Linked DNA regions of Mus musculus: all the other regions are linked to region 2. Evidence: chromatin loops called from intact Hi-C (ENCODE). Cell type or tissue: heart. All regions are shown on one strand. Region 1 has its middle 7.4 kb from the start of Cnga4. Region 2 has its middle 4.8 kb from the start of Cavin3. Region 3 holds the start of Olfr687. Region 4 holds the start of Gm22504 (a small nucleolar RNA gene). Region 5 has its middle 11 kb from the start of Olfr685.

Evidence for each region. Peaks named below come from ENCODE experiments on the same cell type or tissue, not always from the same donor. Only the 100,000 strongest peaks of a DNase experiment are listed, where the experiment ranks them.
Region 1: a loop joins it to region 2, with 7 times the contacts of the local background. A loop is called at or near these places in 24 of 42 quality-filtered maps.
Region 3: it touches region 2 in a loop (3-fold over the local background); 4 of 42 quality-filtered maps call a loop at or near these places.
Region 4: a loop joins it to region 2, with 3.0 times the contacts of the local background. A loop is called at or near these places in 3 of 42 quality-filtered maps.
Region 5: a loop joins it to region 2, with 16 times the contacts of the local background. A loop is called at or near these places in 8 of 42 quality-filtered maps.

Annotation. Positions count from the first base shown.
Region 1 is chr7:105,409,511-105,414,510 of GRCm38, forward strand. It overlaps the pseudogene Gm4972. Among named protein-coding and RNA genes, the nearest start is that of Cnga4, 7.4 kb to the left of the region's middle. In heart, a CTCF peak has its summit at 2,565 (motif pointing right); a DNase peak (open chromatin) is centred at 2,571.
Region 2 is chr7:105,474,938-105,479,937 of GRCm38, forward strand. No RefSeq gene overlaps it. Among named protein-coding and RNA genes, the nearest start is that of Cavin3, 4.8 kb to the right of the region's middle. In heart, a CTCF peak has its summit at 3,088 (motif pointing left); DNase peaks (open chromatin) are centred at 824 and 3,054; H3K27ac peaks cover 694 bases.
Region 3 is chr7:105,223,906-105,228,905 of GRCm38, forward strand. Olfr687 reads left to right here and starts at 3,812. Exons shown (of 2, transcript XM_011241955.3): 1 at 3,812-3,899. The coding sequence starts at 3,812. In heart, a CTCF peak has its summit at 2,373; a DNase peak (open chromatin) is centred at 4,346.
Region 4 is chr7:105,642,243-105,647,242 of GRCm38, forward strand. It overlaps Gm22504 (a small nucleolar RNA gene), which reads right to left and starts at 234; the gene lies at 96-234. It also overlaps a transcript of Timm10b not described here. In heart, a CTCF peak has its summit at 2,164 (motif pointing right); no DNase peak of the experiment used is centred here.
Region 5 is chr7:105,168,068-105,173,067 of GRCm38, forward strand. No RefSeq gene overlaps it. Among named protein-coding and RNA genes, the nearest start is that of Olfr685, 11 kb to the right of the region's middle. In heart, a CTCF peak has its summit at 2,854; no DNase peak of the experiment used is centred here.

The sequences.
Region 1 (5,000 bases), 65 kb before region 2:
TATTTGAATAGCAGCGTCTGAACCAGGAATCATCAGAAACCTCTGCCCCATTTTGATTACATAAGCTAGGTCTCTTAGGACTTCACCAGCAATTCACTTAGCGGCAAATGTTCCCATCCATCTACACAGGCTTAGAGGTGAAAGGACAGAAACTTCTGGACCTCAGGGTGGAATATTCCTTAAGACTGATTAAAGGAACAGGAATCTTGAAGATTCTGTTAGGTTTTTTTTTTCTTGCTGTACCATCTTACCGCAAACTCCACAGCCTAAAACAGCACCCACTAATTACCTCACAGTTGTGTGACTCAGATCCACGCTCTTCTCAGAGCCTGCTAAGACTGAGTTCAGATGTCAACTGCGCTGGGCTCTTAGCTGGAGGCTTCAGAGAAGAATCTGCCTCCAGATTCAATTAGGCTATTGGCAGAGTTTGCCAGTCTTGACTATGGGACTTGGATCTTTGTTTATCTGATGCAGTCACTTTTAAGCCCACACCGCCCACACCACCCACACCCGCCACTTTCCCCAAGCATTCAATTTCCAGGACCAAGCAAAGGAAATGCTCTTCTTCATAGGACCCCATCATATTAGGCTAGGTCAACCTGAATCACGTGAAATAACTTCTCTGTTTGGCTTTAATTACATCTGCAAAGCTCCCTTTTCCATAATCAGAAGGCAATAGTAATAACCAAACTTCTGCCCACTGTAATCTCCTGGGAGGAGGCCACCTAGATCCCACTTTCACAGAAGGCATGGGACTGAAAGAACTCAGAGTTGAGTGTTTGTGGAAACTAGAGGTTGACCACAGTGTCTCGAAGCACTGGAGTCTCCGAATGTACCCTGTGACGGTGTGTAAGCCTACACGAGGCACATCCCAGCTGGCTCTGTCAGAACACCATAGACTCTGCCCTAAGTCAGGGAAGAGAAAACAGACAGAAAGCCATAAAATACAACAGAGATAAAATCCCCTGTAAGTTGGATGGTTAGAAACGTTAATGAAATTGGCAAAACCCAAGATATTTGTATTTCTTATGTCATTAAGGAGGCATTCATGACTGCTATACACATAATATATTTTTGGTTCTCATAATGATGTTAGGAAGTTTACTATTATGCTCATTCTCTCCAGAGCAGGAAACTGCAGCCCATAGAGCAACTGAGAATAGATTTGATTTGTTGAGAAGTTACTTTACGCCAGGGTCTGGACCACATGTATTGTCTCAATTCATCATTACAGCCATATGAGAAGGATATCGGTACTATCTTCATGTTGAAGTGCAGAAAATGAAGCTATGGGATTAAATAACAAACCCCAAATTATAGGGCTCTTAAGTCACATCGAAGGAAACCTAACTCACATGAATAAAATGGAACCTACATCTAATTATTTTTATATTTATTTACGTGTTCATTCATTCAGTTATAATACCAGATTTGGGGCTAAAGCAATTCAAGCTCCTTCCTTCACAGAGAGCAATGTGACGCTTTTGATCAATCACTGTGGTAACCAGGGGAGACCAAGTCATTCCAGCTAAGCAAGGTTGTGACCTACTGTCAAGGTTGTCCAGTGTGAGGAAGTGTGATCTCAAGGACACAGCCACAAAGGTGGGAAGCACCTGCTACACTGGGAAGGGGAGAGTGGGGCAAGCATCTGCACACCTACGTTATGTGTGCTGCTAGATTTGCCCCCAGAGCGTCAAAATATGCCAAGGGCTTTTCTGCTGAGATCGCGGACTCTTGAGATTTAGCTCTTCTCGCTTCTAGCAGACGCAGACCCTCACTGTCTTCTCTCAAGAGTCCTGACTGCAAGATGCCTTGAACTGGCTGAAATTCAAGGTGTTCACCCTCTCCTGTTTTCCCAGTTAGCTATTCTCCTGCAGAAAAATTACCTGCCCATCCTACCCTAGCTCTCTTTTTCTCTCTCTCTCCCTCTTTCTTTCTCTCTTTTTTCTTTCTCTTTTTCTTTCTCTCTCCCCTTCCTTTCTTCCTTCCTCCCTTTCTTTCTTCCTCCCTTTCTTTCTTTCTTTCTTTCTTTCTTTCTTTCTTTGTGTTTGGCTACTAGACCTAGAAGACATATAGAAATAAATTGTGAAGCTTGAAAAGGAGTCAGATTCATAGGGAGAAGGGCTATCCAACCTGAGGTAAGACCTAACACAAACTCTAAGAACACGAGGCCAAGTGGGTGGATTCTTGCTTGGGGTTCAGCTGGAGTTGTCAAGCTGGTATCAAAATCCTGACTCAAGTTGGGGTACCTTTTAAGCTGGACTGAGATACTGCAGGTGGGACAGAGCATGTCATTGTAGGCAATCACACTTGAGGTTTGCTTCTGCTCTACAAAATCTTTTAGCGCTATTGAGAGCAAATGTTAGAAAATTAAAATGCAGATTAATTTATGAATGTAGAATTCCCACCAGCATCTGGTGGATAGAAATTTCTCCATAATGAATATCATCTATCACTCATGTCCCTCTACCTGTGATTTTGCCTTGAGAGTTCTGAGGCTCTAGCTGTCTAGCTCCTGTGGGCCCAAGAATTTATGGCCTCTGGGCTCTTCTGGCAGTACCAGATGCGGCCAGCAGAGGGCGCCAGGTTCTTCCTCCTCTTACAACCCTCTGTTCCAGGCTTCATAATTTGAAAAACTGTGAGACATTCCCAAGAAGACAAGGAATTTCAGGGGCAAGGAATAATATTGGTGGGCACTGTGATTTTTTTTCAGTTACTACTGTACTTTATTGTGTTCAACCAAATCACCATGTTACAAAAATAGCAAGCTGCCGTAATAAAAGATAAGGCTCCTCTATCCAGCACCAGTTAGCATCATTTTACTTTCAAGCCTAGAAATGCCATAGACACATCCAAAGAACACAACGGAGCAGAAGAGCCACAGCTGATGGATTCATGGGACCACCCAGTGTCCAGCTGAGCTACTCTGTGGTATCGCTCTCCTCCTCCTATGGTGCTTCATGCTCCTTAGGACTAAACTGTATGCACTTACAGACTGTTTACGCACTTGTATACAAATCAACTGAAGATGCAAATGTTACACCGGAGGTGCGAGCCTGTGGAGCCTCACTGTGCAGCAGCTCTGTCACTGTAAATGCTCTATGCCCCTTGTGTCTCAAAGGATGATGTCACAGACCACTTTACCCCTGCGGCTGCTGGCATTATTTGACTTCACTTTCCCTACCCACCCATCCCACAGCCTTTACAATTTTGTTTCTTCGGTTTTGATCGCCTGAGGTTTGATTGGTCCAGTTCTAACAGGTTTGGTGGTTATGGTGGGTGCAGGGGGTGGCTTTTCTTCTACTTTTTCCTGGCAGGTGCCAGGAGGGTCACTCAGCGTTTCAGGGTTACTTGTATCACTGTCCACTCTCTGGGCTTTGCCTCCTATCTGTTTGTTCTGTTGCTGTTCAGAGAAGAACCGCTGCGTGGACTGAAGAACCTCTGCTCTCTGCTTTGCCTGGGGTGCAAACTGTGCAGGAAACGGCTGTGTCATGCGCACTGTGGCGGGGGCTGACTGGAACTGTTTCTGATACACAACGCTGCTCATTTTGCTAGACTGGCTCTTTGGACTTGTTGATGTAGCCCTGAATGGACTAGACGTTGGCGTGGTGCTTCGACCACCAATTGGAGGTGTTCCTGGTTTGATATCAATGCCACTCCCAAAGGCTTTTAGTTCCATTTCAGACATTTTTCCTGTGGTCGCCATCATGCTATGCTGTGTTCCAGCAGGGATTAATCCTCGGAAAGGCTGGCTTACTTGGGCAGGACGGCTCAAGCTCTGAGCCTGTGCTTGTGGGGTCGTGTGCTGTAACTGGGGCTGAAGTGTCTGAGGCAAAGCAATCAGAGGTTGTCCTGTAGATCCAAAATTCGTCAAGGAAAGCTGGGATGCTGGTAAAGGTACTGTAACCTGCTGGAGAGCACTGGGGGATTGGGCAGTGTTATAAAAATTTGTCTGACCAGGCTTCTGTACTTGTCCAGAGTAAAGATTTGAGGTTTGAGTAAGATTTGCTCTTGCCTGAAGAAGATGTGTATCAATAAGCTGAGAACTTCCTAGTCCTGATGCCTGCCCCAGCTGATGTTCACACAGAATAGGGATGGGCTGAGTATTTGAAGTCTGCTGAAAGGCAAGACCTGATTGTGCCTTGGCAAGTTCCTGGTGCTGGACAGCTGGGAAGTTGTGGATAGCTGTACCAGAGAGGACAACTGGAAGGCTGGGAAAGACTGCTTTGCATAAAGGCTGGCTGTGATCTGTATGGTTGAATTGAAGAACTGAATAATTCCTGAGCCTGTGAAACAGCAGGCCCAGCCCCCAAACTCAGCTGGGCTTGATGCTGCCCTTGCAGTGGGGCATAGATAGGGATTGGAATCTGCTGAACTGATGTCGGCTGCGACAGACCAGGTTGGAAGCCCTGCTGCTGAGCCAGGGATGGTGGAGCCAATCGCGCATGCTGAGTATTGAATAGGGCACTGTGATCTTGACTTGCTTGTGAAAACACCTTTTTCAGACTTTTTTAATTTTTAGATTTATTTTATTTATGTATGCACATGCCTGGTACCTTCAGCCATAAGAAGAAGACAACAGATCCCAAGGAACTGGAGTTACAGATGGTTGTGAGTCACTTTGTGCATCCTGGGAGCTGAACCCAACTCCTTACAATATTAACAAGTACCTTCCCAGGTTCAATATCTTAGCCTGTTGCTCTCAGTCTTCATCCCCAGCAGGACCCACAGGAGCAGCAGAAGCTAATAATTTGGGGACATTCTTAGAAGCTCTCTCTGAGTGGCTTTTCTTTGACTCTATTAGCCCTCAAGTGAGGTCTTGACCTGGTAGATCTCTGGTTTTTATCGACTAACTTTGAGGCCCAGTCAGCCATCGAGTGTGATTATCCAGCCAGAGACAGCCTCTGGCTGTGTGGCTCTGCTCTCCCAAGGCACAAGCTCGGGGACCTGGAAGGCCAATACTGCCCCTGATTTCTTTCCCCTACGCACCATTAATGCCT
Region 2 (5,000 bases):
AGTTCTGGACGTGGCTGTGCCCATGAGTCAAAATAGACTCATTTAGGACTCTTCTAGCCCCAGGCAAAGGAGTAATTCAACAAGAGTCAGCAACTAGAAAAGGAAGTCAGGTTGGCATGAAGACTGCTGAAGGCCTTAAGAGGCTTTCCCTGTAATGGCCACCCCTGATGGAACAGAGCACTTAACTCCAAACTGTATTACAAGGTGGGCATGGTGCCACTCAGGAGTCTATGCAGGAGAACTGAGAACTCAGGGACAGGCTGGACTACATAGGGAAGCCCCGACTCTCAAGTACAGCAACTTCTGTTACAAAGGCAAGGTTCATGTGAACTCCATAAAGGCCTCATCCTTTTCAGGAAGGGGGCTTTTCCAGACAGGGTCTTGTAGGCTCTCATGCCCTTTAACTCAGTAATTTTCTTGCCTTAACCTCCCAAGAAGCCACAAATATCAAAAGAACAGTATTTTTTTTCCCAGTACTAGGAATTGAATCTAGCACCTCATGCTGAGCAAATGATCCACCAGCGTGCTATCCTCACCCCAAGTTAAACAGTCTTTTTTTTTAATTCTCATAACAGACCTGGTAAAGAAAATTGGCAATTGCCAGCCATGAAGCCCAGATGTCTTTGAATATGAAAGCTATGCTCCGATGGCAGCTGGACACCTACCAGTTTAAAACATGTTTGTTAAAACAATCCACAGGAAAAAGCCAAGGCTTAAAAGAACACAAAACAAGGACAAATAATGACTGGGCTGAGGAGAGATTGGGGAAGTCCTAGATGACTCAGCCCGGTGTACCCTGCTATATATAGTAGGCCTCCTCCAACATATCCCAGGAGGAGAAGCAACTGCCACGGACGGGAATCATAGTAAGAGATTCTGACCTCAGGAGATAGGAAATGCTTCAGTCACTGCCCTAGTGTGCTTACTATTGCTGTGATAAACACTGTGACCAAAAGCCACCTAAGGAGGAAAGGGTTTACTATACTGTTAAAGAAACACAAGCGCACGCATGCGCGCGCGCGCACACACACACACACACACACACACACACACACACACCACACACACACACACACACACACACACCACACACACACACCACACACACACACACACACACCACACACACACACACACACACACACACACACACACCACACACACCACACACACCACACACACACACACACACACACACACACACACACACACACACACTGATTAAGTAGAAACCACACCCAAACACCTGTTTTCACAGAGAAACCCTCTATTAATCGAGGAAGAAAAGTTAATGTCGCTGCTTTCTACCCCAGGCAGAAAAACAGCAACAAACGACCTTGCAGGTGTAGTTTTTAAGAAGAGAAAAAGGGGAGGTCTGCGTTCGAATGGGCTAGGATTCAGTGGTGTATCTTGATTGGGCATGTCAATTAGGTGAGCCAAAGAGGGGCTTTTGATTGCTGGACTCCAATACTTTGACAGCTGGGCTTTGCTCGGCAGTCTCAGGAGGAGGAAGTGACCAAATAAAGGCATATACCTTGGTGACTAGCTTTAGGGATGTAATCTAACAGCTTTTAGCAAGGCAGAGGTGATGCAAAAGAAGGTCAAGGTCTGCCAGAGCCATGTTTGCCAGGCCCAAGCTGGCTAGAGTACCTTCAATTATAGCTTGCAGGTCACCATATTAAACAACCCAGGACTAATTACCCAGAGGTGACATTGCCCACGCTAAGATAGGTCCTCCCACATCAATCATTAATCAAGAAAGTGACCCCACTGACCTGCCTGGAGGTCAATCTCAATTAAGGTTCTCTCTTTCCAGAAGATTCTACCTGGGTCAGGTTGACAGAAAACTAACCACTGCTGTCAGTTACGTTGTCTAAAAAGAGAGTTGATGGGAGGAAGATAGTGAGCTCCTGGACTCCGGGCTTTCTCAAACACAGACCAGATAAAAATAGACAAGACTGAGCAAGACACTCTAGTGGACACAATGACCTTGAGGGGTCTTCAGGACTGGGGTTATGAGTCCTCTACTTACAAGAAAGAAAAGCCCAAAGGATTTCCTGTATTTACTCAGGGGAGAAATTCCTCACCATGAGCGCATGTATTCTTTATTGCTGTAGAAGAAATATCCCATCAGAAAACAGGCTCGGTCACCTTACTTATTATCTTTATATGCTCTATGATCTGTCTGACGTCTCTCGTAGGCTCTGTGGCAAGATGAAAAATGTTCTCTCTGGCTTACTCGGCAGTTAGATTGCTTAAGGACATTAATGAATCTAGCAGTAGAGTTCACCAATCTTTCTTGAACTTCGCTATTTCAGCTGAATCATGCTGCATCAGCAAATACATCTCCATTTCTGGCCTAAAGATCTGAGAGCCAACCTCTGAAATTTAGTGGTCCATCGGTGTGTGTCCACCTGCTTACAGCAGCTGTGTCTGTCTGTGCTGCACTGTGGGGCAGCTGGTGCTCGGCCTGTGCCTCTCTGCCTTTGCATCTATAACCTCATTAGCAATTACTGTAACTGTGACAATTGAGAACATAATGTAACCAAGTGGCCTATTAAGAAACAGAGCTAATTTTGTTTTCATTTGATTCAATTATTTGCTACTGTAGACCAATTAGGAAAAAATGAAAACTAACATTCTACCTTCTTGGAAGTTCGCCAAGTCTTTGGGTTTCTAGAAATTTCTGGAAATTAAGAACCTAGACCTTTTGGGTACAAAATATTCTTCTAAGGCCTTCCTTTTGTTTTGAGTTAAAAGAGAGAAGTCAGGTGGATTCCTAGGGATTTGAAAAGTCGAGGCTTTATTTTTCCTGTCCCTGTGAGTGGCAGATTTCTGAAAGTAAAGGCAGCAACCTGGTGTGGTGTGGTGTGGTGTGGTGTGGTGTGGTGTGGTGTGGTGTGGTGTGAATGCTAAGGTTTGGGAGCCTGCAGGAGGAGCCTCCAATTTCCCCCTGTGCCCCAGACCAACAAAGTCAAGTGAATCAACTGTTCCCTTTCTGGAAAGTCAAACCAAGCTGACAGAGTTGTGGAATGTTGGATGAAGCAGCAGCTAGGACACTGGTACCCCAATAGTGACACCATGTGGTCAGAAGGAGCACCAGCAGCACAAAAACAATGAGTGGAACTTCCTCCAGTGCAGTTGTCAGTCTGGCAGAGTGGGGTGAGGTAGCAACCACAACCACGACCAGGTCATAGAGCATTGAGGACTGAGCAAGTAGTGCTCTGGACCCTGAAACAGGTGTGCCTTGCTGAGTTTTCTAGGAGATGAGATTTAGATCACGTAGCTCAACACGACAACATAGTTTCAGTACAATGAGAGCTCTTGGGGCTGGACCCTGAGCCCACATGCTTGTGTTTTCATGCAGTTCATAAGCATAGCTTGAAGGGAATTTCTGTATAAAACATTTGGTGCAACAGCATTCCCATAGTGACCTGTCACATGAGGTGAGGTGTGATCTCCCACTTGTGACATCATTTCAGTGCTCGGAGTTTTTAACCAGAGACCGTCTTGCGTGAGGACACCCAGCAAGAGACAGAAGGAACCAACTCACAAGAGGTCTTCAGGGACAGTGGGAAGCTTTAGCTCTATTGTGAAGGTGATAAGAGACAATAAGGGGGTGAATCGGGAGACTGGCAGGATATGGCAGGCAGTCTAACCCTGGTCCCGTGAAAGACTGCCTAAAAGGGCTACAGATAAGAATGTGAACGGGGAGTCAAGTCCATGATCATTGCTTCCTTGTGTGAGGGAGCGACAGAATCGTTTATCCAACCAGAAAGCTTAACTTTAATTCTGAATCATACTCAGCAGGGCCTGCCACATAGTAGGCACTCAATAGATGACTGTTGGTTTTGAATGGAGCTTATTCAAAAGCTATAAAAGAATATAGGAGCTGGAGAGATGGTTCAGCAGTTAAGGACATCCATTGCTCTTGCAGAGGACCTGGGTTCAGTTCCTAGCTCACAACTATCTGTCACTCAGTTCCAGAAGTCCCAGTGCTCTCTTCTGGCTTCTGTGGGCATTAGGCATACATGTGGTGCACATACATACATGCAGGCAGAACACAGAAAATAAACCTAAAAAGAATGTTTTAAATTAGAAAATAAAGGGCCAAGGATGGCCCCAGGGGTAGGAATGTGTGTGTGCATAAACCTGGTGATCCGAGTTCAGTTCCCACAGCGGGAAAAGAGAGCAACCAGGAAAAGTTGTCCTATAACCTCCACACATATGCAGAGATACAATGCTTCTGTTTGTTTGTTTAATATGATAAAAAACAAACTTCCAGAGTCACTGGGCAACTTCTGTCCCTTAAGTGACATAAGAGAGCAGGTTGTCTCCCAATCACATGCACGTCTTCTGTGTGTGCCATCTGGCCCAGAAGTACCCACTGGTGTCTCAGCCATTCCTCAGATCTAGTCACAGCACCCATAGCAGCTCCACCAGATGTGTGGGCCAGCTGCTATCTGTACACCCGTAGTAAGACATCATGAGCAACCAGCTGTGCTTCTGCCCTACCTGGCCAAGGAGTGAGAAGCTTGGCCGACTTCAAGCAGCTGGGCTTACACGCAGACCCCTTTCCTAAGAAGGTAGTAGCTAATCCATCACACACACACACACACACACACACACACACACACCGTGCCCACTGGTATTTATGATGACTGCGCTTGTGCTGGATATGGGAGTGCCCACATAAATGGTGGTGAACATCAAACATTCCAGAATATTTGAAAGTCCATGAGACTGACATGACATGTCCCCTCAACGGGGAATTAACACTGCAGTTTCTCTATTATGCATCAAGTGGGAAATTAATTCTGCATGCTATACTAACTACTGAGAAGATTGGTTTTTAAATTTTTAAAATGGGTGCCGGCTTTTGGCCTGAAATGAGGCAGATTGTGGCAGCAGGCATAGCATCCATCTGTCTGCTTTCTCCAACTAAGTCTAACCTCCTTCTTTTCTCTGTCTCCCAATAAGACTGACATACTATGGATAAA
Region 3 (5,000 bases), 250 kb before region 2:
AAAAGAGACATGCATCGCCTCACTTGGTACAGGGAACTACTCACTAAGTAAGCACTCCCAACTGAGCTCAGTCCTCCTCAAGATGTACATTGTAGAGAAGGCACAGGAGTATGAGATCCAATCTTTTTCCTGAAAGCCTAAAGTTAATTCCTGATTAAACACCTTCAAAGTCTCATCACAGACATAACTGAGAGCGTCTCTTCAAAATGTCTTTTGTCCCCAATTCTAAGAAGGGGCACAGTGTCCACACTTTGGTCTTCATTCTTCTTGAGTGTCATGCGTTTAGCACATTGGATCTTCTATCTTGGGTATCCTAAGTTTTGGGCTAATATCCACTTATCAGTGAGTACATATTGTGTGAGTTCCTTTGTGATTGGGTTACCTCACTCAGGATGATGCCCTCCAGGTCCATCCATTTGCCTAGGAATTTTATAAATTCATTCTTTTTAATAGCTGAGTAGTACTCCATTGTGTAAATGTACCACATTTTCTGTATCCATTCCTCTGTTGAGGGGCATCTGGGTTCTTTCCAGCTTCTGGCTATTATAAATAAGGCTGCTAAGAACATAGTGGAGCATGTGTCCTTCTTACCAGTTGGAACATCTTCTGGATATATGACCAGGAGAGGTATTGCTGGATCCTCCAGTAGTACTATGTCCAATTTTCTAAGGAACCACCAGACTGATTTCCAGAGTGGTTGTACAAGCTTGCAATCCCACCAATAATGGAGGACTGTTCCTCTTTCTCCACATCCTCGACAGCCTCTGCTGTCACTTGAATTTTTGATCTTAGCCATTCTGACTGGTGGGAGGTGGAATCTCAGGGTTGTTTTGATTTGCATTTCCCTGATGATTAAGGATGTTGAACATTTTTTCAGGTGCTTCTCTGCCATTCGGTATTCCTCAGGTGAGAATTCTTTGTTCAGTTCTGAGCCCCATTTTTTTAATGGGGTTATTTGATTTTCTGGAGTCCACCTTCCTGAGTTCTTCATATATATTGGATATTTGTCCCCTATCTGATTTAGGATAGGTAAAGATCCTTTCCCAATCTGTTGGTGGTCTTTTTGTCTTATTGACGGTGTCTTTTGCCTTGCAGAAGCTTTGCTGTTTCATGAGGTCCCATTTGTCAATTCTCGATCTTACAGCACAAGCCATTGCTGTTCTATTCAGAAATTTTTCCCCTGTGCCCATATCTTCAAGGCTTTTCCCCACTTTCTCCTCTATAAGTTTCAGTGTCTCTGGTTTTATGTGAAGTTCCTTGATCCACTTAGATTTGACCTTAGTACAAGGAGATAGGAATGGATCGATTTGCATTCTTCTACATGATAACAACCAGTTGTGCCAGCACCATTTGTTGAACAAAACACCCATGGAAGGAGTTACAGAGACAAAGTTTGGAGCTGTGGCGAAAGGATGGGCCATCTAGAGACTGCCATATCCAGGGATCCACCCCATAATCAGCTTCCAAATGCTGACACCATTGCATACACTAGCAAGATTTTGCTGAAAGGACCCAGATATAGCTGTCTCATGTGAGACTATGCCGGGGCCTAGCAAACACAGAAGTGGATGCTCACAGTCAGCTATTGGATGGATCACAGGGCTCCCAATGGAGGAGCTAGAGAAAGTACCCAAGGAGCTAAAGGAATCTGCAACCCTATAGGTGGAACAACATTATGAACTAACCAGTACCCCGGAGCTCTTGACTCTAGCTGCATACGTATCAAAAGATGGCCTAGTTGGCCATCACTGGAAAGAGAGGCCCATTGGACACACAAACTTTATATGCCCCAGTACAGGGGAACGCCAGGGCCAAAAAATTGGGAATGGGTAGGTAGGGAAGTGGGGGGGAGGGCATGGGGGACTTTTGGGATAGCATTGGAAATGTAATTGAGGAAAATACATAATAAAAAAATATTAAAAATTTTTTTAAAAATTGTTTGCTTCAGCAGATAACAACTGACACTTTCTTTTATACACACACACACATATATATATATCAGCTTTAATTAAAAGCAAACAAAATAAAAATTAAAAAAAATAACAAAATCTTTTAAAATAAAAATATTAATAACAAAAAATGTCTTTTGTCTTTCTGTTTAATAAAATCATTAACTGATTCTGAACTTGTTTTCTGTGACAGATTTCAAGGTCCAGGTGCATCTGTGTGTGACCCACCTTGCTCTGAGAAGACCCCCACAGCTTCTGTGCTCAACCAATGGAATTGCATGCCCAGCTGCTCATAACAAGATGGCTTCACAGAGCTGCCAGAGAGGTCCCCAAGGTGCCAAGCTGTACTGCTCTCTGCTTTTTTTTTTTTTTTTTTTTTTTTTTTTTTTTTTGCAGTCCTGGCTCTTTACCACAAGGCAGCAGCCTAGTACCACCCAAGAAGTGTGGAGGGCTGAGCAAGCCACTCCAATCCAGCTTAGAGGTCTCATGGATGGCAGAGTGACTGGCTGGCTTGTGAAGTTTATTATTGTTGTGTCTGTGGTGCCTGCCCTCAGCAGGTAGGATGCAGATGGAATGAGAAGGAAGAGGGAGAGGCTGTAGCTCTTGCCATCCCTGGTGGGTTCTGATGGATTCCCATTTACTATGGTTGTGGCTCCTTCACCCTGCCTGCACTGAGTGCTCTTGTACATAGAACAGAATACTGAGTGATTGTGCAGTCAGGCTTTAAAGACCTACAGTGTGCCATTTGCCTTGATTGTAGACATTTTGGTGCCTTGCCACTTTACCCATGATGTGGGAACTAGGGGGAAAGTTAGAAAAAGCCTACCTTCATGTCATCTAGACATTTGTACTAATGTTTTTGCAGAGGCAGGAGGGACAGTTTTCATCTCATGGGGACATTCAAAGGGACTTAGTTTTATAGCCTGAGAATCTAAGTTAAAATTCTGGCTGTTTTAGCTCTAGGATAGCTTTTTGTTCTGTCATCATGGCAGACAGAGCTCTCTCTTGTAGCTTACACCCCTTATCACACCACCAAACATGTTCATGGACTGAAAATGTAACATTCTGATAATATGCCCAAGTTGTTCTAAAGACACATAGATGAGAACCTAGCAGACTTCTTTGTACAAATTGATAAGTTAGGGCTGCTGAGGTGACTTGACAAATTAAACCTGATGACCTGAGATTGGTCCCTGGAGCCAAAATGGTTTAAGGAAAGATCTTATTTCCACAAGAGTCCCCTGCTTCTACAGAGATGCTGCAGGCCCATATGTGTGCTCTCTCTTGTTCTCTCTCTCTCTCTCTCTCTCTCTCTCTCTCTCTCTCTCTCTCACACACACACACACACACACACACCCCTTCCAAACACTAACATACTCAATAAATGTAAAATTGTAGTTAAGTATTTCACTATCTGATTGTAAAATGTGCACATAGGCCCCTAACAGCCAAAGCAATTGTCTAAAGAAAGGACAGTGCTAGTCGATCTATCTAGGGTAATGAGGTAAGAGCTTTTCTGAGCTGTTCAAGGCTATATAACAAAAGCTATTTATCACTTCACCATGACTGGGTACTACAAACCTCCTTTAACTGGGTTCTCATATTGCCATAGGTAGATTGGAAGTGGCGATGGCAGGGAAGACTCAGATGGTATTCCTACATGAAGATGTCACCATACCCTGCAAAATCCCTGGCTGGACCTCAATACTGTGGGAGTCATCTGGTCTTTGAAGAAGGACAGGAATGAATCTGAGGTCCAGGTGTTTGAGTTTTATGGAGATCAACAAGAGGCAGTTCGTCCTGGAGCTGATGTGTTCTTGTTGGGGCTAGAACTTGGAAATGCCTCACTCCATCTGCCCACGATGGAGCTTCGAGAAGCAGGAGAATACAGATGTAAGGTTGTGGTCACCCCTGAAAAGGCAGAGGGGACAACCAGGCTAGAAATTGTTGGTGAGTCCTCTGTGAAAGTGCCCTGAGGTTCTGATGCTGCTGGGGTAGTGGTAGGTGTGTGGATGGCCAAGCAGAGCAGAGGGTTAGAACATGGGTGAAGGAATCAGGCTTTCAACTCCACTGCAACCCAAGTCCATAGGCAAACACTGAAGAGGATAAAGCAGGGGAATCTTGCTTATCTTTTTATTTTGTCATTTCTGCACAGAAGTGCTGATTTTAAAATTGCTTTGGTAATTACAGCGTACTATTCTTTCCTGCATAGTTCATGATCTGACATTATTTACTAATTTGGCTTTTTGGAAAATGGTTTCAGGTAGCCTAAGCTGGCTAAGACTTACTGTGCCCTGGAATTCTCTTCCTCCTATCTCCATCTCCTGAGTGCTGGTGTTGCAGCTGGTGCCTCCACAGCAGGCCTTATTTGTGCATTGTGTTATCAGTATCACAGCAGCTTTCCTGAAGGATAATTCCTGGAAATGCTCCTGACACTTCTGAATAGATGCAGGATGGCCATATCTCCCTACAACATCTCTTTAACCTGACAGCTCATTTCCACAGAAAACACACTAAGAACCCTGTAGTGGTGTCCACTAGAGATATGCTCACTGCTGTTTTTGGAATCTTAAAGTAAAATTGTTAATGGTGCTATCTGAGGCAGGATGGAAAACAGGGGCGATAATAGAGAGAGGGTAGAACCCCTTACTCTGGGGAACCTCTCAACAGCTTAAAACATTTTCAGCACAATTCACACGTGAATACTGTGAATGTTGAGCACACTGGGGTATTTATTTTAAGAGTATTGGGGCTGGAGAGATGGCTCAGTGGTTGAGAACACTGTCTGCTCTTCCAAAGGTCATGAGTTCAATTCCCAGCAACCACATGGTGGCTCACAACCATCTGTAATTGGGCCTGATGTCCTCTTCTGGTGTGTCAACAACAAGATGCTCATATATATTAAATAAATATTAATTAAAAATTATTAAAAAGAGTGTTAAAATAGTAATATGCCATGTCTGTGCCTACAATGCCCCAAGCAAGGCCGTCTCCTCTCCCAAGGCTTTGGCAAAGTCCCAAATAACATGAATAGCTTTGTTTACAGTGGGA
Region 4 (5,000 bases), 170 kb after region 2:
GACAGCATGGGGTCTGCATTTATTACTGTTTTACAGGAGATGGAGCACAAGTACTTGTGCTTGCCAGGCAAGAACTTTTTTTTTTTTTTTTTTTTTAATGTCAGGCTATAAACCATTCTTAGTGCTCAATGGCTTCTGGACACTGAGCATAGAAAGAGCCACTTGCTCTTTGCCCCAATGTCACAGGCAGGGCTGAGCAGCTAGGCCAGGTCTGTGGTGCTGATCTAGGACAGCATCTTCAGGGCAGCAGGCAGGAACTTGTAACAACTAAGCTCCCCACTTCCTCTTCACTGCTTCCCGTAATTCCATCCCATCCCTTCCCTTCCAGTATTGCATCAGGTGACCAGCTTTCTTTTTTCTTTTTTCTTTTTTTTAAACAGAGGAATTAAATTCCTCGTCAAAACCAACTATTCACAGAGCAGATTTGCAGAGCAGATTTGCTGTCCTACCCCCCACCTATAGGTCAGAAATAGGCATCTATTTATTTATTTATTTATTTATTTATTTATTTAGAGATGTGGTCTCATGTACCCAAGGCTGACCTGGAAATTGTAACTAAAGATGACCTTGAACTCCTGGTCCTTCTGCCTCTACCTCCCAAGTGTTGGCCAGCCAAAAAGTTGAAAATCTTAGTTGATTCCATATTGAGAGGCAGATCTTGCTCCAAGGCTTGTTATACATGCCTGTAATCCTTAACAGGGCAAGAATTGTAAGTTTGGAAGCAGTCTGCACTGTTAGATCAAGACTCTACCAATAAAGTGCAGCTGGAACATTAAGCCTGATATTCTTTGCACTACAGCAGGCTGTTTCTCTAAATCGTGTCTGTTGAGTTATTTTGTATAAATTTATCATACTTACTCCTTTTAATTGTGAAACTAGGAGGTATTATTTTTCACTAGACAGGTAAAGAAGCAAGAAAGCAGACCTTAGGAGAGCCCTGTCTTACACAGTTCTTGGAAAGCAGATTTTGGTGTGTCACTTTCCTTTCTTTTCCTTTCCTTTCCCTTTTCTCTTTTCTTTTCTTTTCTTTTCTTTTCTTTTCTTTTCTTTTTTTCATTTTCCTTTTAGGTGGTTTTGCCGTGGACCCATTGGCCTTCAGCTTGTGATCCTCCTGTCTCAGCCTCCTAGATCCTGGAATTACAGACACAGGCTACAACCTGTTGCTAGATAATTCTTTAGGCATATAAAACTTGCTGACCAGGAGCTTCCTTAAAGAATGACCTGACTACAAGATTAATCTTATTCCTTGACAAGTACACATGTGAGTAGAGCAGCTTGTGAACTTGTTAGTTCCCAAAACCAGGAAGGTGGAGACCCAGGATATTGTGTGGCTGCCGAGAAAGCGCTACGTCAGCACCTGTATGTATCCTTTCAATAAACATGTGCTGTGAGTTGTCTGTGTTTCCTTTCTTCCTATGTCACACATAATTAGTAATTGCTGAAAAAAGACTAGGAAACAGATATGCCCGAAGCCTACTCTCTGAATGACCTGAACTTTTTTTGCTCTGTCTTGTTTTGTTTTTGAGATGGTCTTACTATGCAGTATCACACCTTGGATTCAAATTAGCTGGCCTTTACTTCCAAGTGCTGGGGTCACACCTATGCCCTCCACACTAAGTGTAGAGAGCTCTTACACCTAGCACTATTTGTAGCTTGTTTGCCTTCAATGCAAAAGCAAATGTGCCTCAATCCGGCCTGCCAGTCCTTTTCTCCTTTCAGTCTCCTCTCCAGTTTCTTCAACATTTAAGAGAAACCCCTTCGTACTGCCCACTTTCTATACTTGCTGATTGTTTTCAGGTCTTGCCATTGGCATGGTAAGGGCAGGGCAGAGTTCTCAAACGCAGTGTGCAGGAATTATTTGTTTTGCTTTTTTGTTTTTGAGACAGAGTTTCTCTGTAGCTTTAGCTGTCCTGAAACTCTGTAGACTAGGCTGGCCTCAAACTCACAGAGATCCATCTGCCTCTGCCTCCTGAGTGCTGGGATTAAAGGTGTGTGTTATCACCATCTGGCAGGGATAGTTTTGTTGGTTTGGTTTGGTTTTTGAGGGGAGAGGGTTTCAGGAGGTCTAACTCAGGTTTTTGTACATGTTAAAAAAGTGCTCTACCTTTGATCTATATACCCAGACTAGGAGTAAATTTCGACATAGTCTTACCACATCACAACCACTGGAGGGCAGAGGTGGTGGTCCTGCCATTCTGACTTCAGAACTTCACTGTCTGTTCCTCTGCCCAATCTGTTTGCTTTAAAGCTGTTCATCCATTCAACCTGCTCACTGTTTTACTCTTCTCATGGACTTTCCCCTCTCCCCTTAAATAGCTCTTGTACTTCTATTCACCACTTCTGCTTTGATGTTTATACAGACAATCCATTCAGTAGTTAAGATCACTTCATTCCATTTAGTTGTGTCTTGGCTATTGTCATCATTCTAAGCCACCCAGTCTTCAGAATACTGCTACTAAATCAAACAACATAACACTATTTCTTTAATTTTATTCACTGACCATATTCTTTCTGCTTGGTTTAGAAGTCACTGTCCCTATAATCATTTGATTTTATTGTAGCTTTCCCATTCTTTCTTTTCTCACTAGCACTTCTCTTTACATTCCTAGCCAGCTTAAATGCCAGTGATATTCCTGCTAGAGCTGACTTTTTTGTAGGTGTCCTTCCCTCTTATGACACATTTGTGTCTGCATTTCAACAACTACATGCTACTTAAGGAGATCATTGTAGAGCATATTTATGCCAGTTTGAATTCATGGTTAAGTTCAAATGGAATCTTGGCTCTCAGACTCTCATTGAGTATGTGTGTGTGTGTGTGTGTCTTTTGTTTGAGCAGTGTATCACTCTGTAGCCCTGTCTGGCCTGGAAATTCAGAGATCCTCTTCCTTCTACTTCTCAAGTGCTGAAATTAAAGGCACCCACTACCACACCCAGTGATTTTTCTGTTCTTTACTACTCCCCTAAGTAACTATTTTAAGTCAGTATCTGTAGCCCTCTTTGTCCCTTATTGTTTCCTTTCTGTAGGCCATTTTATTCCTCCATGGGGAAAAGTAAAAGCTGTCTGTAGGTAATCTCTAGTATCCTACTACTGACTAACCCATCCACATTATTCCCTTTCCCTTCTGAATAGTGAGAAACTCTCTGGACCAGTGCCAGTGCCCATTCTTGGAGTCCTAGTCGTTCGTACTTGAGTGCTTCCAATTTCCCCTTGTTTATTGTTGTAAATTTCTAAATATGCTAAGGACTCCACTGTTAAACAGTTATATGGAGTTTCCAGTTACCATCCTATTTTTACCACTTTACAGAGGTATCTCAGACACAGTTGTATCCACCTTGCAAGCCATTATCCATTCCCATTCCCCAGACTAGCACAGTTAGAGTTCTGTAGCCCTTACTCTATTCAAAAAGTGCTTACTATGATCACCTGGTAACCTTATATCTCTAAATCCATTGAAATTTCCTGGGCCTCTACATACTTCATCTCTCAATGGCATCTGATAATATTTATAGTTAGTGCCTCATTGACATCCTCTCAGCGTCTTGATTCCATAATTAGGTTTTACTCCTATCCTTTTAATTATGGTGTCCTAACCTTTGTATTAGGCTCACCCTCTTCATAGCCTTCACTAAGTCATGTTCTTTTTCTCTTGAATATTTCTAGAATGATTTCATTCCTCAATTTTGCATTTTAGGTACTCATGGCCCTATGTGTTGCGCTGACTTGAATCATGCTTTACTTTCTCCTACTCCAGCCACACTGGCCTTTGGTTCCTTCATACACTGTCCTAAGGGCCTTTGTATTTGTTTATTTCTGGTATATAATGCAGGAGACATCCTGTTTTACCTACTGAACTTCCTATCCAATTGCTATTTCCTTAAGGACATTTTCCCAAAATTCTCATATAGTTCTTGTATGTTGGGTGTGTGACACTTCTTAATGGTATGTACTTCGCAAGGACAGAATCCATGTCTTTATAACTCAAATCGCATCCTCATCAAAGCAACTAGTACATAGTTTTTTAGCTTCCTTCTTATTTTATTATTAACAATGAAAAAAATCAAGAGAAAGTTTGTTTTGTTAGATGATATAGAAATTCTGCAAATGTAACCTTTTGTCAGTAATTTAGAGTTTGACATCTTATTGTTTGTTTTTGAGACAAGCGCTCTCTATATTGCCTAGGTTGGTCTTGGACTCTAGAGATGCAAACTCATCCAAGGTAGAAAATTGACCAAAAGTAAGGATACCACTATAGTCTAACTTGTTGAACTAGTGAATTTATTGAGACTACTTATAGGAGTGTATATAAGGGGTTATTTACAGCACCAGAAATGACTCTAAGAGAGCACATCACCATGGATGACAGGTCACAAAAGCTAGAACTTCAGACTCGCTGCATAATTGGAAGACAGCTTGACAGATTGGAGAGTGTCTGTTCCAAGGTAGCTTCTCTTTTCCGAGAGTGTCTCTCAGCAGTCCTTACTGCATATGTGTGCCTGGTGAGGGAGGGCCTGATGCTTCTGGTCAGATTCAGGAACATTTAAGTTTTGAATTGTTTACTTCCTGAATTTTAAAGAGCTTCCCTGCGGGATTCGGTATCTCAACTCACTTTAGAGCATCCTACATCTTTATCTTAAAGAGCTTCCCTCCAAGATATAATGTTTGGCTAGAGGAAATTATTATTATGACACCATCCTAGCCTCTGGAGTGCTAGGACTATAGGAACAAGCTCCCATGCCAACTGGACATGCCTTTTTAATCCCCAAACTCACTGGATGGTATCTTCTAACACTGTATGATCAATCATCACCCAAAGGCCCATTTATAGCAAGCAGTTTACTCGTTCAATTTGTAGGTCCTATAATTGTGTGTAAATATTTCCTTTTTAAAATTCTTTTCAGTAGTTCCTTTTAACCTTTTCATGCACATTGTTTTGCTTGCATGTATGTCTGTGTCAGGATGTCACATTCTCTGGAACTGCAATCCAGTTGTGAACTGCCAG
Region 5 (5,000 bases), 310 kb before region 2:
TTAATATGTAGATTACTTTTGGTAGGATGGCCATTTTTACTATGCTAATCCTATTAATCCATGATCATGGGAGATCTTTCCATTTTCTGATGTCTTCTTTAATGACTTGAAGTTTTTATGATACAAGTCTTTCACTTGCTTGGTTAAAATTAGCCCCAAGACATTTTATATTATTTGAGGTTACTATGAAAGGTGTTACTTCCCTACTTTTTTCTTAGTCCATTTGCCATTTGTATATAGGTGGCCTACTGATTTTTGTGAGTTAATTTTGTATCCAGCTACATTGCTCAGTGTTTGTAAGCTGTAGGAGTCCTCTGGGGAAATTTTTAGGGTCATTTATGTATACTATTATATCATCTGCAAATAATGAGAATTTGACTTTTTCCTTTCCAGTGTGTATACAATTGATTTTCTTCAGTTGTCTTACTGCTCTAGCTAAGTACTTCAAGTACTATATTAAATAAATATGGAGAAAGGGGACAACTTTGTCTTGGTCCTGATTTTAGTGGAGTTATTTTGAGTTTCTCTCCATTTAAGTTGATGTTGGCTATAGGCTTGCTGCAGTCTGCCTTAATTATGATGAGGTATATCCTTTGTATCCTTAATCTCTCCAAGACTTTTATCATGAAGGGATATTTGTCAAAGGCCTTTTCTGCATCTAATGAGAAGATCATGTCAGATTTTTTCCTTCCAGTTTGTTTATATGTTGGAAAACGTTTATTGATATATAATATATAATATATTGAACCATCTCTATATCTTTGGGATGAAGTCTACTTGATCATGGTGGATGATCTTTTTGATATATTCTTGGATTATGTTTTCAAGCATTTTATTAAGTACTTTTGCACCTATGTTCATAAGATAAATTGGTCTCTAATTCTCTTTATTTGTTGAGTCTGTGTGTTGTTTGGGTATCAGGGTACCTGTAGTCTCATAAAATGAACTGACCAGTGTTCATGTCTTCAGCAGCTAGATTGCTTTCTCTCCCCTATCTTTTATATTCTGTTGGTAAAGTTTGCCTCATAGTTAATAACCAAATTGTTAATTTTTTATTAGAATTCTTTGTTTGGATTTTCTTTATTGAATCTATTTTCAATAAAGAAATTGAACAGTTTTATTCCTTTCTTCTCACTGTTTATGTTTTCCTGGATTTCTTTAAGGGATTTATTTCCTCTTTAAAGGTCACTTTCACTTTTCATAAAGGCTGTTTTGAGATCTTTTTCTTGTGCTTCTGCTGTGGTGGAATATTCACGACCTATTGCCATAGGGTTACTGAACTCTAGTGGAGACATATTGTCCTGGACGTTATTGAATGTGTTTTTATGTTCACATTTGGCATCTGGGATTGGGGTGATTATAGGTTTATGTGCAGATAGCACATTTTGTCTTTGTTGGATGCTGTTTGGTTCCTTGGTTTCTGTTTCTTCTCTGGATTTTAGGTGGATGTGGTAGCTGTATGATGCCTGTTAGAAATTTTTCTGTGGACCTGACAGGCATGACCACCAGGGGCTCCAGGTACAATGTGTTTCTGGATATTGGGTGTTGACGCTTAGGAATGGTTCTAGGATAGGATCTGAGGGCATTCACAGGAGAGAAGAAAGCAGAGTGTTCCACCAAGATCTGCTCAGTTAGCCTCCTTGTAATGGGGGTAAAGAATAAAATAAGTCACTCCAGAAGGCCTGCCATAGAGCTTGGGATGAGACTGGGATTTGGATCTTGAGAAATAGTAGGAGAGGGGAAGATCTGAAGACAACCTGTCTGCTTCTCTAGTAGGAGTGGCTAGGGGAGTTAGCAGGGTGTGCCTGCTACAGGTGGTGCTGGGATAAAGCAATTAGTGGTGAAGGGGGGTTAGGAAAGGATGATCTGTGGAATCTACAGATGTGGGCAGTGAGGGAAGGAAGGCTGCAGCAGGTGTTCCACTGAAGAGTTAGGGATGAGACTAGAGGATTGAATTCGGAAGGATAGAGGGATTGATAAAGGCCTTCAGTTAGCATATCTGGCTTGCTCAACTGGTGTATTCCCAGGGGATGCCTGCTGGTGTTGAAAGCTGAGGTAATGTAATGATTTGGGGGAGAAGAGCCTTCTGATCCATTTGGGATAAGGTCAGAGAGGAAAGTAGGTGCTCTGCTGTAGAGGTAGTAATGAGACTGGGCCCTTGGATCTGGGGGAGCAAAATGAGAGGTGAACATCTGTATCAGCCTGCTTGCTTCTCTGATGGGAGTTTTACAGGCTATTTTGCCCATAAATCCTTCTAAAAGTAGCTTATCTATAAGCAACTAACCATGTTTTTAAAAATCAATAAATAATACTTAGCTATAGATGATGAACTAAATTGATGTAATTGTAGCTACAAATGATGGCATATATCCTTAGATCTAAAACTTGGGAAACATGAGGATACCAATTTTAAGAACTACCTGAGCTATATAGTTAATGCCAGGTTTCATAGTAACACACTGTTTCTATAGTTAAATGAACAAATAAACTTATTATGTATTTCATTTATATATATATACAGATATTGATAAAGTAATAGATTGTTAAATACCAAGAGTTTATACTGCCCTGGTGAAGGCTTGACTAATATGATTTGGTTTGATATTAGCTTTAAATGTCACCAAGGAAAGAAAATCAGAGCATGTGTTTTATTGTTTTTGATCTATTGAATTAACCACTAAAAGCCCCATATGCGTTATAAGTAGGAAGTACAGAATCTTCATGAAGTGACTGGCCCACACATAGGTTTTAGAAATCCCTCAGTGACTGCTGAAACAGAATTGTCAGCCGACTTTCAAACATGAAATAGCAGTGCAGAACTATAATTCGCTCCTTACTGTTATTCTCAATCATAGCCACACGAAGGCACTGTTGCCTTGCCAATAATGAAGAGTCTTCTTCCTTGCAATAATGCTATTGCTTACTCCTATTGGCTGTACAACTTTGACATTCCAAACTTTGTTGTCACAGTCAGCCTGTATTAGCAAAGAGACCTCTCATAGATTTCCTGTTAAGTGACAAAATGTGGAGCCTGGAAAGATGATTCAGAGGCTAAAAGCATTTCCTGCTCTTTCTAAAGATTGGAGTTCACAATCGCCTGTAACTGCAGATCCCATACCCTCTTATGGCTTCCACTTGGATGTGCACACACACACTCACACACACACATACACACACACAGACACACACACATCAGATAGATAGATAGATAGATAGATGATACATACATACATACATACATACATACATACATTATAGATTCCTTCAAAAGATATTTACAAATTTTCTATATATCACCAATTTGAAATTTTACTTCATTTTATCTACTCAACAGAGTGTTCAAAGGCTTCTGCTAGAACAATATCATAGTGTAGGAACCTCAAAACAAGCAACTCTTTTCTTCATCTGCATTCCCTGTCATCTTTACCTGTATGTGAGTTTGCTTCTGGGCCTGTCTAATTGTCTGGCTTGCTCCGTCAACCATCTTCACTGAGACCGGTAACTTGTGGGAAAACTGAGTGATACCCAATGGCATCACTTGTCGTCCAACTTTGTTAAAGTCCATTTCTGTGGTATTTAACATTTGAGCATGAAAGTCAGAAAAACTGAAAGAAGGAGGCAAACCCTGAAGTTACTGCTGTGTTTCACACTGTAAAACGTAATTTCAAACTTCTAAAACTGGGTTGACTGTATCAGTTGGCATGTAAATAGCATCTAGGATGTATCAGGCAAGAATTCGCTGAAGAACCACATAATCCGATCTTTCTCAACTTGTTCTAACAAAAGCATTCCATCCAACACAGAGTAGCACAGGTTAATGTATTTCTTGTCATGCACACAGTCATAGGCACCTTCAGGATGTGATCTCTAGGGTAGGATGGAGGGCTGACTGTATGTTTGGCTGCTTTTGTTACTGTTGATTTTTGTTTTGTTTTGGAGTTTTTGTTTTGTTGGCTTTGTTTGTTTTTTGATAGGGGTGTGTTTGGCTGGTCTTTGTTGTTTTTGAAGACAAGGTTTCAGTGTGAATGCTAGGCTGACTTAGAACTCGTTCTCCTCATGCCCCAGCCTCTCAAATGTTGGGATTATAGCCATAAATCACCACACCCAGCCAAGTGGATTGTTTCTGCAAATTATAGGTGTGCACTCTGCAGAAAATAAAAGTATCATTGTTACTTGAAAGAATGTGAATGACTACACTGGATGAAAAAAGAAAAAAAATAGATGAGCAGAGAGATATTACAGAAAAACTAATCTTGAATTCATGAGAGAACTTTCCCATGGAGACTTCTAAAGTAGAGTCCTTTCTTCTACCTGAAACTTCTTTTGAAAGAAGGAGGGGTGGGCTGTGAACCAGATTGTAAGAGCTTTCTCTAACCTCCTATACCTACTGTCCAGTGACAAACTAAACCCAGCATCTCTGGCTTTATTCCATCCAAAACCCAAACCCACCGCAGGCCTTGTTTACTGACTAGACAAGAGGAAGCACACTTGCTAGTCTCTCATCCACAGCAGGAAATGGAATCTTATACAAAAACAGACACTGAAAGACCACCCAGGGGATGCCTCCACCTATACCCAGTCATCCACAGTTCCCCACAGCTCTCACATCCTTGACTTCCTATTTAGTAGAAGCGAGTTAGTCAAAGATCCCTGCCTACCCAACCCTGTCTGCTGGCTGCTCTCCCTGCTTAGTCCCATATGTCTTACCCTCTTCCTTTAACCTGGAACTCACATGTGCATCTACTGCTATAGTAACCCAGCCAGGCCTTTGGTGAACAAACCATGAGGGTTATAGAAGTTCTTAATTCTCACCTCTTCCTAGTCCCAGATGACTTGGGAAGCAGACTTGAAGGGTAATGAGCTGAGGTTTTAGGAAGTCTATCTATGAAACAACTAAATTGGAATATGCAGGAGAGGACAGTTTCAAAGTAAAATAGAAATTGTAGGGACTTGGTGCAAAGACTGACCCATAAACAGAGATGGAAGGGAAAGAAAGAAAC